Linked DNA regions of Homo sapiens: region 1 is linked to region 2. Evidence: read pairs that join two places in POLR2A ChIA-PET (ENCODE). Cell type or tissue: PC-9. All regions are shown on one strand. Each heading gives the region's core, and the rest is flanking DNA. Links, peaks and the distances in the headings are about the cores only. Region 1 has its middle 85 kb from the start of EPB41L4A-DT. Region 2 overlaps EPB41L4A (erythrocyte membrane protein band 4.1 like 4A).

Region 1 (6,822 bases), core at 1,284-6,283, 92 kb before region 2:
TTGTATCCTGAGACTTTGCTGAAGTTGCTTATCAGCTTAAGGAGATTTTGGGCTGAGACGATGGGGTTTTCTAAATATACAATCATGTCATCTGCAAACAGAGACAATTTGACTTCCTCTCTTCCTATTTGAATACGCTTTATTTCTTTCTCTTGCCTGATTGCCTGGGGCAGAACTTCCAATACTGTGTTGAATAGGAGTGGTGAGAAAGGGCATCGTTGTCTTGTGCCAGTTTTCAAAGGGAAGGCTTCCAGTTTTTGCCCATTCAGTATGATATTGGCTGTGGGTTTCTCATAAATAGCTGTTATTATTTGACATATGTTCCATCAACACCTAGCTTATTGAGAGTTTTTAGCATTAAGGTGTGTTGAATTTTGTGGAAAGCCTTTTATGTTGATATAATCATGTGGTTTTTGTCTTTGGTTCTGTTTATGTGATGGATTATGTTTATTGATTTATATATGTTGAACCAGCCTTGCATCTCAGAAATGAAGCCAAATTGATTGTGGTGGATAAGCTTTTTGATGTGCTGCTGAATTCATTTTGCCAGTATTTTACTGAGGATTTTTGCATCGATGTTAATCAGGGATATTGGCCTGTAAATGTCTTTTTTTGTTGTGCCTCTGCCAGGTTTTGGTATCAGGATGATCCTGGCCTCATAAAATGAATTAGGGAGGAGTTCCTCTTTTTTTATTGTTTGGAATAGTTTCAGAAGAAATGGTACCAGCTCCTCTTTGTACCTCTGGTAGAATTCAGCTGTGAATCCATCTGGTCCTGGGCTTTTTTTGTTGGTAAGCTATTATTTACTGCCTCAATTTCAGAACTTGTTATTGGTCTATTCAGGGATTCAACCTCTTCCTGGTTTAGACTTGGGAGGGCGTATGGATCCAGGAATTTATCCATTTCTTCTAGGTTTTCCAGCTTATTTGTGTAGAGCTGTTTACAGTATTCTCTGATGGTAGTTTGTATTTCTGTGGGATCAGTGGTGATATCCCCTTCATCATTTTTTATTGCATCGATTTGACTCCTCTCTCTTTTCTTCTTTATTAATCTGTCTAGCTGTCTATCTATTTTGTTGATCTTTAAAAAAATAGCTCCTGGATTTGTTGATTTTTTGAAGGGTTTTTCATGTCTCTATCTCCTTCAGTTCTGCTCTGATCTTTGTTATTTCTTATCTTCTGCTAGCTTTTGAATTTGTTTCCTCTTGCTTCTCTAGTTCTTTTAATTGTGATGTTAGGGTGTAAATTTTAGATCTTTTTGCTTTCTCTTGTGGGCATTTAGTGCTATAAATTTTCCTCTAAACACTGCTTTAGCTGTGTCCCAGAGATTCTGGTGTGTTGTGTCTTTGTTCTCATTGGTTTCAAAAAACTTATTTCTTTCTGCCTTAATTTTGTTATTTAGCCAGTAATCCTTCATGAGCAGGTTGTTCAGATTCCATGTAGTTGTGCAGTTTTGAGTGAGTTTCATAATCCTGAATTCTCATTTGATTGCACTGCGGTCTGAGAAACTGTTATGATTTCCGTTGTTTTGCATTTCCTGAGGAGTGTTTTACTTCCAATTATGTGGTCCATTTTAGAAGTGCTATGTGGTGCTGAGAAGAAGGTATATTCTGTTGATTTGGGGTGGAGAGTTCTGTAGACGTCTATTAGGTCTGCTTGGTCCAGAGCTGAGTTTAAGTCCTGAATATCCTTGTTAATTTTCTGTCCCGTTGATGTTTCTGATATTGACAGTGGGGTGTTAAAATCTCCCACTATTATTGTGTTGGAATCTAAGTCTCTTTGTAGGTCTCTAAGAACTTGCTTTATGAATCTGGGTGCTCTTCTTGTTGCATTGATCCCTTTACCATTATATAATGCCCTTCTTTGTCTCTTTGATCTTTGTTGGTTTAAAGTCTGTTTTATCAGAGACTAGGATTGCAACCCCTGCTTTTTTTTGCTTTCCATTTTCTTGGTACATATTCCTCCATCCCTTTATTTTGAGCCTATTTGTGTCTTTGCACATGAGATGGGTCTACTGAACATAGCACACCAATGGGTCTTGACTCTATCAAATTTGCCAGTCTGTGTTTTTTAATTGGGGTATTTAGCTTGTTTATATTTAAGGTTAATATTGTTATGTGTGAATTTGATCCTGTCATTATGATGCTAGCTGGTTATTTTGCCTGTTAGTTGACTCAGTCTCTTCATAGTATCAATGGTCTTTACATTTTGGTATGTTTTTGCAGTGGCTGGTACTGGTTGTTCCTTTTCATATTTAGTGCTTCCTTCAGGAGCTCTTATAAGGCAGGTTTGGTTGTGACAAAAATTCCTCAGCGTTTGTTTGTCTCTAAAGGATGTTATTTCTCCTTCACTTATGAAACTTATTTTGGCTGGACATGAAATTCTGGGTTGAAAATTCTTTTCCTTAAGAATGTTGAATATTGGCCCACTGTCTTCTGGCTTGTAGGGTTTCTGCAGAGAGATCTGCTGTTAGTCTGATCGGCTTCCCTTTGTGGGTAACCCAACCTTTCTCTCTTGCTACCCTTAACATTTTTTCCTTCATTTCAACCTCGGTGAATCTGATAATTATGTGTCTTGGGCTTGCTCTTCTCAAGGAGTATCTTAATGGTGTTCTCAGTATTTCCTGAATTTGAATGTTGGCCTGTCTTGCTAGGTTGGAGAAGTTCTCCTGGATAATATTCTGAAGCGTGTTTTCCAACTTGTTTCCATTCTCCCCGTCACTTTCAGGTACACCAGTCATAGGTGGATTTGGTCTTTTCACATAGTCCCATATTTGTTAGAGGCTTTGTTCATTCATTTTTACTCTTTTTTCTCTATTCTTGTCTTCATGCTTTATTTCATTAAGTTGTTATTCAATTTCTGATATTGTTTCTTCAGCATGATCGATTTGGCTATTTATACTCGTGTATGCTTCATGAAGTTCTCGTGTTGTATTTTTCAGTTCCATCAGGTCATTTATGTTCTTCTCTAAATTGGCTTTTCTAGTTAGCAATTCCTCTAACCTTTTCTTAAGGTTCTTATCTTCCTTGCATTGGGTTAGAACATGCTCCTTTAGCTCAGAAGAGTTTGTTATTACCCACCTTCTGAAGCCTACTCCTGTCAATTTGTCAAACTCATTCCCCTTCCAGTTTTGTTCCCTTGCTGGTATGGAATTGTGATCCTTTGGAAGAGAAGAGGCATTCTGGTTTTTGGAATTTCTGCCTTTTTGTGCTGGTTTCTCCCTGTCTTTGTGGATTTATCTACCTTTGGTCTTTGATGTTAGTGATGTTTGGATGGGGTCTCTGAGTGGACGTCCTTTTTTGTTGTTGTTGATGTTACTCCTTTCTGTTTGTTAGTTTTCCTTCTACCAGTCAGGGCCATCTGCTGCAGGTTTGCTGGAGGTCTACTCCAGACCCTGTTTGCCTGGGTATCACCAGCAGAGGCTGCAGAACAGCAAAGATTGCTGCCTGTTCCTTCCTCTGGAAGCTTCATCTCAGAGGTGCACCCCCCAGATGTCAGCTGGAGCTCTTCTATATGAGGTGTCTGTTGCCCCCTGCTGGGATGTGTCTTTCCGTCAGGAGACACGGGGGTCAGGGACCCACTTGAAGAGGCAGTCTGACCATTAGCAGAGCTGGAACTTTATGCTGAGAGATCTACTGCTCTCTTCAGAGCCATCAGGAAGGGACGTTAAGTCTGCTGAAGCTGCGCCCACAGCCACCCCTTCCCCCAGGTGCTCTGTTCCAGGGAGATGGGGGTATAAGTCCCTGACTGGAGCTGCTGCTCCTTTTTTTTCAGAGATGCCCTGCCCGGAGAGGAGGAATCTAGAGAGGCAGTCTAGCTACATCAGCTTTACTGAGTTGCAGTGGGCTCCGCCCAGTTTGAACTTCCTGGTGGCTTTGTTTACACTGTGATGGGAAAACTGGCTACTCAAGTCTCAGTAATGGTGGACACCCCTCCCCCAACTAAGCTCAAGCATCTCAGGTCAACTTCAGACTGCTGTGCTGGCAGCAAGAATTTCAAGTCAACAGATCTTAGCTTGCTGGGCTCTGTCGGGGTGGGATCCGCTGAGCTAGACCACTTGGCTCAATGGCTTCAGCCCCTTTCAGGGGAGTGAACGGTTCTGTCTTGCTGGTGTTCCAGGCGCCACTGTGGTGTGAAAAAAAAAACTCTTGCAGCTAGCTTCGTGTCTGCCCAAATGACCACCGAGTTTTGTGCTTGAAATCCAGGGCCCTGGTGATGTAGGCATCCAAGGGAATCTCCTGGTCTGCAGTTGAGAAGACTGTGGGAAAAGCGTAGTATCTGGGCTGGAGTCCACTGTTCCTCATGGCACAGTCCCTCATGGCTTCCCTTGGCTAGGGGAGGGAGCTCCCCGACCCCTTGTGCTTCCCGCGTGAGGTGATGCCCCTCCCTCCTTTGGCTTGCCCTCTGTGGGCTGCACCCGCTGTCTAACCAGTTCCAGTGAGATGAACCAGGTACCTCTGTTGGAAATGCAGAAATTACCTGCCTTCTTTATTGATCTCACTGGGAGTTGTAGACTGGAGCTGCTCGTATTTGGCCATCTTGCCAGCAATCTCCCAGGTGTACCCTTTTTAAATCTTTTATTCCAAATTTTAACTGCACCTTTTCTATATTTGAACATGTTTAGATATACTGATTATCATGCATGTCCGTGTGAAGAGACCACCAAACAGGCTTTGTGTGAGCAACAAGGCTTTTTATTTCACTGGAGTGCAGGTGGGCTGAGTGTGAAAAGAGAGTCAGCAAAGGGAGATGGGGTGGGGCCGTTTTATAGAATTTGGGTAAGTAGTGGAAAATTATAGTCAAAGGGGGTTGTTCTCTTGTAGGCAGGGGTGGGGGTCACAAGGTGCTCAGTGGGGGAGCTTCTGAGCCAGGAGAAGGAATTTCACAAGGTTAATTGCTCAGTTAAGGTGGAGCAGAAACAAATCACAATGGTGGAATGTCATCAGTTAAGGCAGGAACTGGCCATTTTCACTTCTTTTGTGATTCTTCAGTTACTTTGGGCCATCTGGATGTATAAGTGCAGGTCACAGGCAATATGATGGCTTAGCTTAGGCTCAGAACCCTGACATGGATATTTACCATTTTGTTACAATTGCCTACAGTATTCAGTAATGTAACATGCTATACAGTTTGTAGCCTAGGAACAATAGGCTATACCATGTAGCTTAGGTGTGTAGTAGACTGTCCCATCTAGGTTAGTATAAGTACACTCTGATGTTCCTATGGTGGTGAAATTGCCTAGCGATGCATTTCTCAGAATGTGTCCCCACTGTTAAGTGATGCATGACTGTATAACTATATAATAGAATATTACTTAGCTATAAAAAGGAATGAAATACTAATACATGATACAACATGAATGAACTTTGAAAATATTATTCTAAAAGAATTAAACCAGACACAAAAATGCCATATATTGTATAATTACATTCATATGAAATGTCCAAAATAGGCAAATCCATAAGAGACAGAAAACAAATTGGTGGGAGAGATGGGGGAGAAAAGAATGGGGCATGAATTCTAGGTATGGCATTTTTTGGGGGGATGATGAAATGTTCTGATAGTGGTGATGGCGGCACAACTTTATAAACATAGGAACGACCTCTACATTTTATACTTTAAAAGGGTAAATTTTGTCATTTGCGAATCATATCTCCATAAATGTAAAATAAAATAAGCTGCAGACTAGAGCACACTGAAATATCTTACTATTAATATAAAAAAAATTTGGTTTTTAAATATGACCCTATGAAAGGGAAGAGCAGTAAAGTGAGAAGAAAAAAATAGCATTCAGTGAGTATCTCCTATGTGTCAGGTATTATGCTGGGTGCTGAAGGTGTAGAGGAAATAATTTGTAGCCCATGCCCTTAAGGGGCTCAATCTAGAAAGTGTGAAAAGGATGAATGATGATACAAATCAAGAAATGCTGTCAAAGAAGGCACTGTTAAGTGAATGAAAAGACAAGACACAATCTAGAAGAAATATTACAAATGATGTACCTGATAAAGAACTTAAATGCAGGATAGATAAAGAACTCTCAAAATTCAAAAATAAGAAAACAAACAACCCAATTTAAAAATGGGCAAAAGATTTGAACACATACTTCAACAAAGAAGATATACAGATGGTAAATAAGCCCATAAAAAGAGGTTAACTTTGTTAGCTCACTGAGGAAATGCAAATTAAAAGCAATGTGATACCACTACAAACCTGTTAGAGTGGCTAAAATTAAAAAGACTGGCTATGGTAGACTGAAGAATGGCTCCTGCCCAAAGATAGCCAAGTCCTAATTCATAGATTCTGACTATTATCTTATATGCCCCCCTCTCCCCAAAAAAATAGGAGGGGAAGGTCTTTGGAGATGTGATTAAGTGTGAGATTACCTGGATGGACCTGAAATGCTACCATAATGTTGTAAGAAAAACTGGGTTCTTGTCACACAACCAGGAAAGAATAGGGACACAGACACTTTGAGGGGTGAGGTGTTATGTAATTTATTGGGCAAAAAGGAAAAAGACTCTCAACAAAGCGATAGGAGTTCCTATTAATAGGGCCCCATCTCATAGACTAAATTCCAGGTTACCACACAGGAACAGCAGGGGCCAGAGTCCTCCCCATTGCAAATGGCAGGAACTTCCCAAAGCCCCACTCTGTCCTCCCAGTGCACAGGTCAGTGGGAGATTCTCCAGGGTTAGCAGTCTGGTTTTTCAGCCTTCAGGCTGTTTTAGACTTGAAGGCAGGGTTTTGCCAGGGAATCCTTGGCTGCCTCCTGTCTATATCAACAAGTGTTTTCAAGAGAGAGGAAGAGGCAGATTTCACCTGC
Region 2 (6,822 bases), core at 1,290-6,289:
TTTGCATCCCTGTTAATGTTACGGAGGTATTTGCCTTTTTTACTTGCTTTAGGGGCAACCTCACCTTGATAGCAGAAAGTCTTATTCATGCAGTTCACAGTTTGAACCTTATCCGAGATTTAAAAACTCAAGTTTACATAAGCTGAGAGCTATTGGTTGTGTGTTGAGCCCTACAATAGCTTTTAGCTGTTTGTCTTTTGCTGCTATCTGTTGTTTATTCAAGTAAGGATATTTGGTATGGTTGGTCTCAGTTGTTTGAGTAATGTTCTGGGAAACTTTTGTTGTATCCTTTCTAGTTCTCTGTGCTGAGGGAGGTAGATAACTTTCTTTTTGTTCTCTTAGCAAAACTTGAATGTGGCTCAGACTGCTTTTCTAGTTTTTCATTTGGTTAGCAAAACATTTTCAGGAAAACAAAAGTCACAAGATTTGATTATAAATTTAATTCTCAAAATTGCTGCTACAAATATGAAATAGATTAGTATTTTCATTTTGGCAAGATTTTAATCCTCTGAGTAGCATGATGAATGTTTAGGTGCTCATTTTTCCCTATGAGTATTGACTAAACTAATGAAACCAATATGGCAGTAAGATGAAAATTCCATTACCTTCTTTTAAATGGCTTTGTTAAGGTATACCATACATTTCGCCCAGTTAAAGTGTATAGTTCATCCATTAACTACTAAATAATGTTACTTCCCAATCATCCTGAGATTCCTGAGGGAATACTGTGAGTCAGTTTTGATGCTTTTGGTTAGAAATTTCCTAATAAGCTAGGAAAACAAGCATAAGGCGAGGGCTTAAATTTTATGCATCTCACTTACCAAAAATTACAATTTTCATTCAATTTGGACTAATAAATAAAATATCCCAGAAGATTGGGAAAAAATGAAAAGCAATAGTTTCACAAATTATATTAAGTTTATATGTGAATACTCATATCTTTTGGTATCAGCTACTTAAGGTACAGAGTCAGGAACCATATAAACGTAGGTAGAAGCAAGTAATCACACACAAACGTAAGATTCACTGTGGTCTTGATTGGGTATTAAATTAGATGTGACTGGGCTAGAAAGTGTCTCTCCTGCATAACTACATCCAGTTTTCTAAAATTCAAAAGTGATATCCAGGTTGTGGCCGCATAAGATGAACTGTGTATAAATAGCCCCTCAATTTTACAAGAAGTCTTTTTCTTGAAAAAAATTATTAAAAATACCTTTTATCATCCATGACTTGAATGTGATTTAATAACTGTTTAAGGGGGAAAGCATTGTTGGTTACCTCCAACAGCTTTTGGCTGTCCCTCCCTAGGTGCTTCTGGTATTCTTGGTTGATAGTGAACTACACTTTTTGCAGTCCAGTTACTGTGTGTGTTCTTGAATTCTGTATTGGTAAGCTTGAACTATCTTGAACTCCCTGTGGGAGTTTATCCTGTCCCTTGTAGGATACTTAGCAGCATTCCCTGCCTCCTCTCACCAGATGTGTGGCACCTCTTTTCCAATAATGACAACCAAAAATCTCCCCAGATGTTGCCAGATCTTCCCTGATGGGCATAATCACCCTCCGTTGAGAACCACTCTCATAGAGGATAGCAGCTTCCTTTGTTCTTATGTCTTTGTTGCACAGTTTCAATATTGAATGCGGGGTAACTTTTAGATGCCTTCTATTTTTTCTTTTTTCCCCCTCTTTTGGAATGGTGAGTTGTTTACCCTCATATTCAGTGAAAACAATATGTTATCTTTATCTTGCTTCATATTCAAGTATCTTTACACGTGCTTCATATCTTTATACACAAAACAATACCTGCAGTGATTAAAAGCATAGGCTCTAAAGTCAGATTACCTGGGTTTAAATTTTGGCACCGCTAATTACTTACTAGCCGAGTCGTTTCTGAGTTTCAGTTTCCCCATCTGTAAAATGAAGAGAAATGATGTACAGTATTCACCTTCTACATTCATGCTGTCTTGCACATGATAAGCACCCAGCAAATTTTAACTTTATTCCACCTTTCCTCCTCTTCTCCTTGTTGTAGTGGCTCATTCCTTCCTAGAGATAAAGTCCAAGCTTCATTGTTTGACTTAGCACCCTACCTGATCTAGCCCTGCCAGTCCAAGTGACTTGCCCTCTAGGTATGCAGAAACTGCTCACGGTTTCCCAAATATTCCAGATTGTTTTGAGACTTTATGCATGAGATTCCTGCTGATTGGTGTACCATTTTGTTTCTCCATAAACACATACTTATCGGAAGCATCCTTGAATCAAGTGTCCCATCTGCTAGGCAGCCTTCACTTCTGCCTGACCAAGCGGAGGTAGGTGCCTATTTGTGCCTCACACATCCCTGTTACAGCATCTGTCACACTGCATGCATTATTTCTGGACACATCTGTCTCCTCCAGCAGCCTGTGAGCTGCTACCTGTGATCCCCAGGAGTCAGAGCTGTATACTTCATGTGGTAGATGCTTATTAACTATAATTTGATAGAAGAATGAGTGGAGTGTTACAGCTGGAATAGGCTGTATTGAAAATCTTCTAGATAATGGAGTTCCTTTGCTATTTTATTTTTACTAGAAAAGACCCTAGAATAAAGTGAATCCCACTGTGAAAAATCTGTTGTCAAGATACTCTAATTTTTGTATTGATAATGGGTAGAAAATGAGACGGTGCAGTGGACTGAATGCATGCAGTACATTGAAAAGCTGACTAGCAGCTATTTCAGAAAACATGAATCACACCGTTTTTGTATTTTGTAAGTACCAAATCTTTCTCTTCTAAATTTAATGCTCCCCTTCCAACCTGAGTCTTTCCGAAGAAGAGCATATTTCCCAAATGGAAAATAGATCCTCATACTTTAGTGACTTTTCTTCCTTGTCTCCCATTCTTGAAACTGAGAACCATGTTGGTTGGTTTCACAGTGGGGGTTTATGCTATTGTGAACCAGCACTGTAATTTTTAATCTTGCTGAATCACCTGTGTGTTACTCTTGAAGCTGTTTAAACCTAATCTGACACTGCTCTAAGGCTTACTGGAAAAGATGGTGTAAATACATTAAATATTGGGTTTTTATGAAAAAATTATATTTTTCATTCTGATGCAAAGTGTGTTTGTCTGCAGGCCTGTTGTAAACATGACAAGTCAGAGATCAAACTGGCTGCATCTACGGCTCCTGCCTCTCTGAGATTGACTGCTTTGGTTCAGCTTTATCTCTGACAATTTTAATCACATCTGAAGCTCCTGCATATTGCTCCTGGTCATCCTGCTTTGGGTTGTGATGACTAACCACCGTTTGTTTCTGCACCATAAGTTTTGTTTCCACGTTTCATATGTTAAGATTAAACAGGCACCTGTTATCACATGTCCTGGGCATAGACTCAGTGTGCTAAATTCAGGAACCAGTCAGTTTACTTTGTGACTCAAAAACCTTGTAAGTACAATTTAGAGTGTCTATACCATTGTAAAAAATGTGATTGCATTCCTGTGTCCTCTGAGCCATGCATGTATTTCCTGTGTTCTTTTTTAAGTGAAATAGTCATTATGTCTTAATGCTGCGTATTGTGAATCCCTTTCTCTATAACTACACACTCTTGCAAAGAGATTCATCAAGGTCTGGAATAGTTCCTTCGGAGGCTGTCTTAATGATCGCTGAAGACATAAAGGGCCTGCAGCCCTTCCAAAATGTGTGAGAAGTTTGTTTTCCAGCACAGGATATTGACATGCCAAGAGGAAGTTAGAACAAGAGAGATGGGGACAGGCAGGGAAAACAGAGAAGTGCTGAGCGATAGCTCACACAGACAATAACCAAAAGGTCAGATGGCAAAGGAGGAATTGGTGGACCGAGACTGCAGAGGGAACCATGTGCTGCAGTGTATTGTTTAGGAACGACACCTTCTGAGCCCTCGGGAAAGCGCATTTAGTAATGTGGAGTCCTCATCTTGAGGGGGACTATGTTTCAGCGGTTGGTTAGAAAGTGCTTTGTTTAGAGAACAGTGGGGGCCGTGAGTGAGGGTCAGGTTGCTGAGCTAGCCCAGAGAGACTATTTGAGTTGTTAAATCACTCAGGTTCCACCTTGACCTTCATCAGACCTGTGTTTGAGAAGCAGGCTTGGAACCTCTGCTGCCTTAATTGCGACTTGTCGAAATTGGTTTTTCTCTGCCATCCTCGCTGCTCCTGACTTAGTTTGGCCCTTTCACCTGGGCCAGCCTCCTAATGGGAGTGCTGTATGGTCACCATCAGTCTTTCCCCTCCCTGCTCCCTGTCCTGTGTTCAATCAAATCCTTGTCTGCCTTGTAATTACTGGCTTTGTGATTGGACAAGTGATTTTTTTTTTTTTTGCCAGCCCCAGTTTCCTTATCTGTAAGCTGAGGGGCATGATATCTGCCTCATAGGATGACTGTGAGAATTTGAGGAAAGAATTTTAGGTACATAGGATAAAAGGTGCTCAATAAATGATAGCTATTAGTATGTATGATATATTATTTGCAAATACATTTATTTCTGAATTTCAGTTTGGGATATCGAATCTCTGCCACCCCTGCCTAAGGTTGCACAGGTTCTCCGAGGGGTATGAGTGGTTGTTAGAAGTGGGAGAGCAGTGGTGATTTGATATTCATATATATTTGTCAGATCTGTCTGTAGGAGAAATAGTATCATGTTCCATTTGTGCATCTACTCACATTGCCTCAACCACCACTAGAATGCTGAAACTCCACATCTGTACCTGTAGTCCCAACTTCCTTATTTTCTGGATTCTGATCACTTACTAGATTCTGCACTAGATGCCTAAGCCAGCCATCACTACCCTCCTCCAGACCTGCTTATCTTCCTGTGCTTCCAAGTTTGATGAATGATCTCACACTCTATCAGTAAAGATGCTTTGGTCACCAGTTATGGAGATACCATTGCAAACTACTTGAACATGAGGAAGTTTATTAGCTCACCTATCAGGGAATCCAGGGGCAAGGAAAGGAGGTTCAGGGCGGGTCAGTGACATCAAGGTCCCAGCTTCTCTCATTTCATCCTTGCTCTGCTATCTTGGAGCCAGTGCCATCCTCAGGTGGTAGCAATGGCCAAATTCTAGAGATGAAGAGGTGATATTTGTATATGGCAATATGTAGGATAGTAATAGAGACAGTCTTTTCTAGGAGAAAGGCTTTCTCCTGAAGTCCTCCAGCAGACTTCCCTTGAGTCTTTTAGCTAGAATGAGTCTCATGGCCATTCTTGGGCGATAAGGGCAATGGGATCACCTGTAGAAGAATAAAGGGTCTTTCCTGAAGCTGGGTGGGAGTGGGGTCAGTTTCCCTGAGGCCAGTGGCTACATGGGGGAGGGGCTCAGGAAGGAAGGAGGAGAGTTGTGGGTACTGTTGTCACCATCAGTGTCCAGTCTACCTCTTGGGTCAGGATCCTTAAGTTTCCACATCCTTCCAGGTCTTGGAATTCCCACCTCCTAAACATCTTCCAAATTGTTTCTTTTCCCCTGTTTTCATTGCTGCTGCACTTCAGGCCCTTCTCAGTTCTCAGCTGGACAATTTGCAGGGCCTCCTAATCCCTGCAAGGCCCCTGCTTCCAGCATTAACCACCTGCATCTAGAGTGCTCTTTCTTGCCTCCTGCCTAGAATACTTTAATGTCTAGTCAGCCTCTGTGCTTGGGTTAAATTCCTAGCTGCGAGTGGCAGTCATTTTCAAGTCCCAACCTCCTTTCTATTCTTTCTCCCACCATCTCCTCATACTTGTCTGATACTCTAGCCAGATGGAGCTGCTTCCTAGTCTCTGAATTTTCCACATTCCCTCTCACCTTTTTCTGTGTGTAGAAAGCCCCACCCACCTCCTTTTGTTTGAGTGATGTATCAGCTCTCATGAAGGAGAGTTCTGCCTAGGTTTCACTTTTTTGTGAAGACTTCTCCTTGATGCGGAGCTGGAGAGGCCCTCTTCTGACCCTAATCCAGACTGCATTTCATTGCAGTAGTTTTTGTACTTTCCTGCTCACCTTGACCTGGGAGGAATACAGTGAGGTGAAGAGGGCATAGGCTTTTGTCATAGACAAATCTGGCTTCGAGTCTCCCTCCTGTTGGTTAGTGCTGTGAACATGGCCAAATCACTTACCCTCTTTGAGTTGGCTTTCTCATCAGTAATAAGGGTAAGGCTGTCCACCTCATCATGGGATGCTATACATGAAACCCTTAGCTCCTTTCCCGGTGAGTGGTAGCAGCTGTTAGTAGGGATGGAAAGCCTTGAGGGAGAGAACTAGGTCTTTTTTATGGGATTCCCAGTCAAGCCTAGTTCCTAAAGAGTAGTAGGCATCAATGAATAAATGTTGAATTAATCTGAATAAGAAAAAGTATCTTTACGTTGACATAATCTGAGAAAGAGAAGGCATCTCTCTCCTTTCCGTTTTCTAGGTGTTCTTGGTATAACTGCTTGACTCCTCAATTTCTTATTTAATTTTTGAAAACTGCTTTATTGAGATATAAATTGTATACTGTACAACTTACCCATTTAAATTGTCCAATTCAGTGGTTGTTCATATATTTACGGAATTGTGCAGCCATCACCACAATCAATTTTATAAGATTTTCGTCCCTGCAGAAAGAAACTGAAAACCACTCTTCACTTCCTTCCAGCCTTCCATCCCCTGCCCCCACCACTGTGTAACCACTAATCTTTCTGTCTCTATAGTTTTGTGTATTCGGGACATTTCATATAAAAGGATTCATATGATATGTAATCTTTTGTGACTGTTTTCCTTCACTTGGAATAGTGTTTTCAAGATTCATTCACAATGTAGCACATATCAGTACTTTGTCATTTTATTGCTGAATAATATTCCATTGT

What was found. Peaks named below come from ENCODE experiments on the same cell type or tissue, not always from the same donor. Only the 100,000 strongest peaks of a DNase experiment are listed, where the experiment ranks them.
Region 1: POLR2A ChIA-PET joins it to region 2 with 7 read pairs; 3 of 35 experiments call an interaction of 5 or more read pairs at or near these places.

What each region holds. Positions count from the first base shown.
Region 1 is chr5:112,501,020-112,507,841 of GRCh38, reverse strand. No RefSeq gene overlaps it. Among named protein-coding and RNA genes, the nearest start is that of EPB41L4A-DT, 85 kb to the right of the region's middle. RefSeq lists an enhancer at 3,723-4,222. In PC-9, for the core only: no CTCF peak of the experiment used is centred there; a DNase peak (open chromatin) is centred at 3,891.
Region 2 is chr5:112,409,129-112,415,950 of GRCh38, reverse strand. All of the region lies in intron 1 of EPB41L4A (erythrocyte membrane protein band 4.1 like 4A), which reads left to right. Among named protein-coding and RNA genes, the nearest start is that of EPB41L4A, 6.7 kb to the left of the region's middle. In PC-9, for the core only: no CTCF peak of the experiment used is centred there; a DNase peak (open chromatin) is centred at 3,440.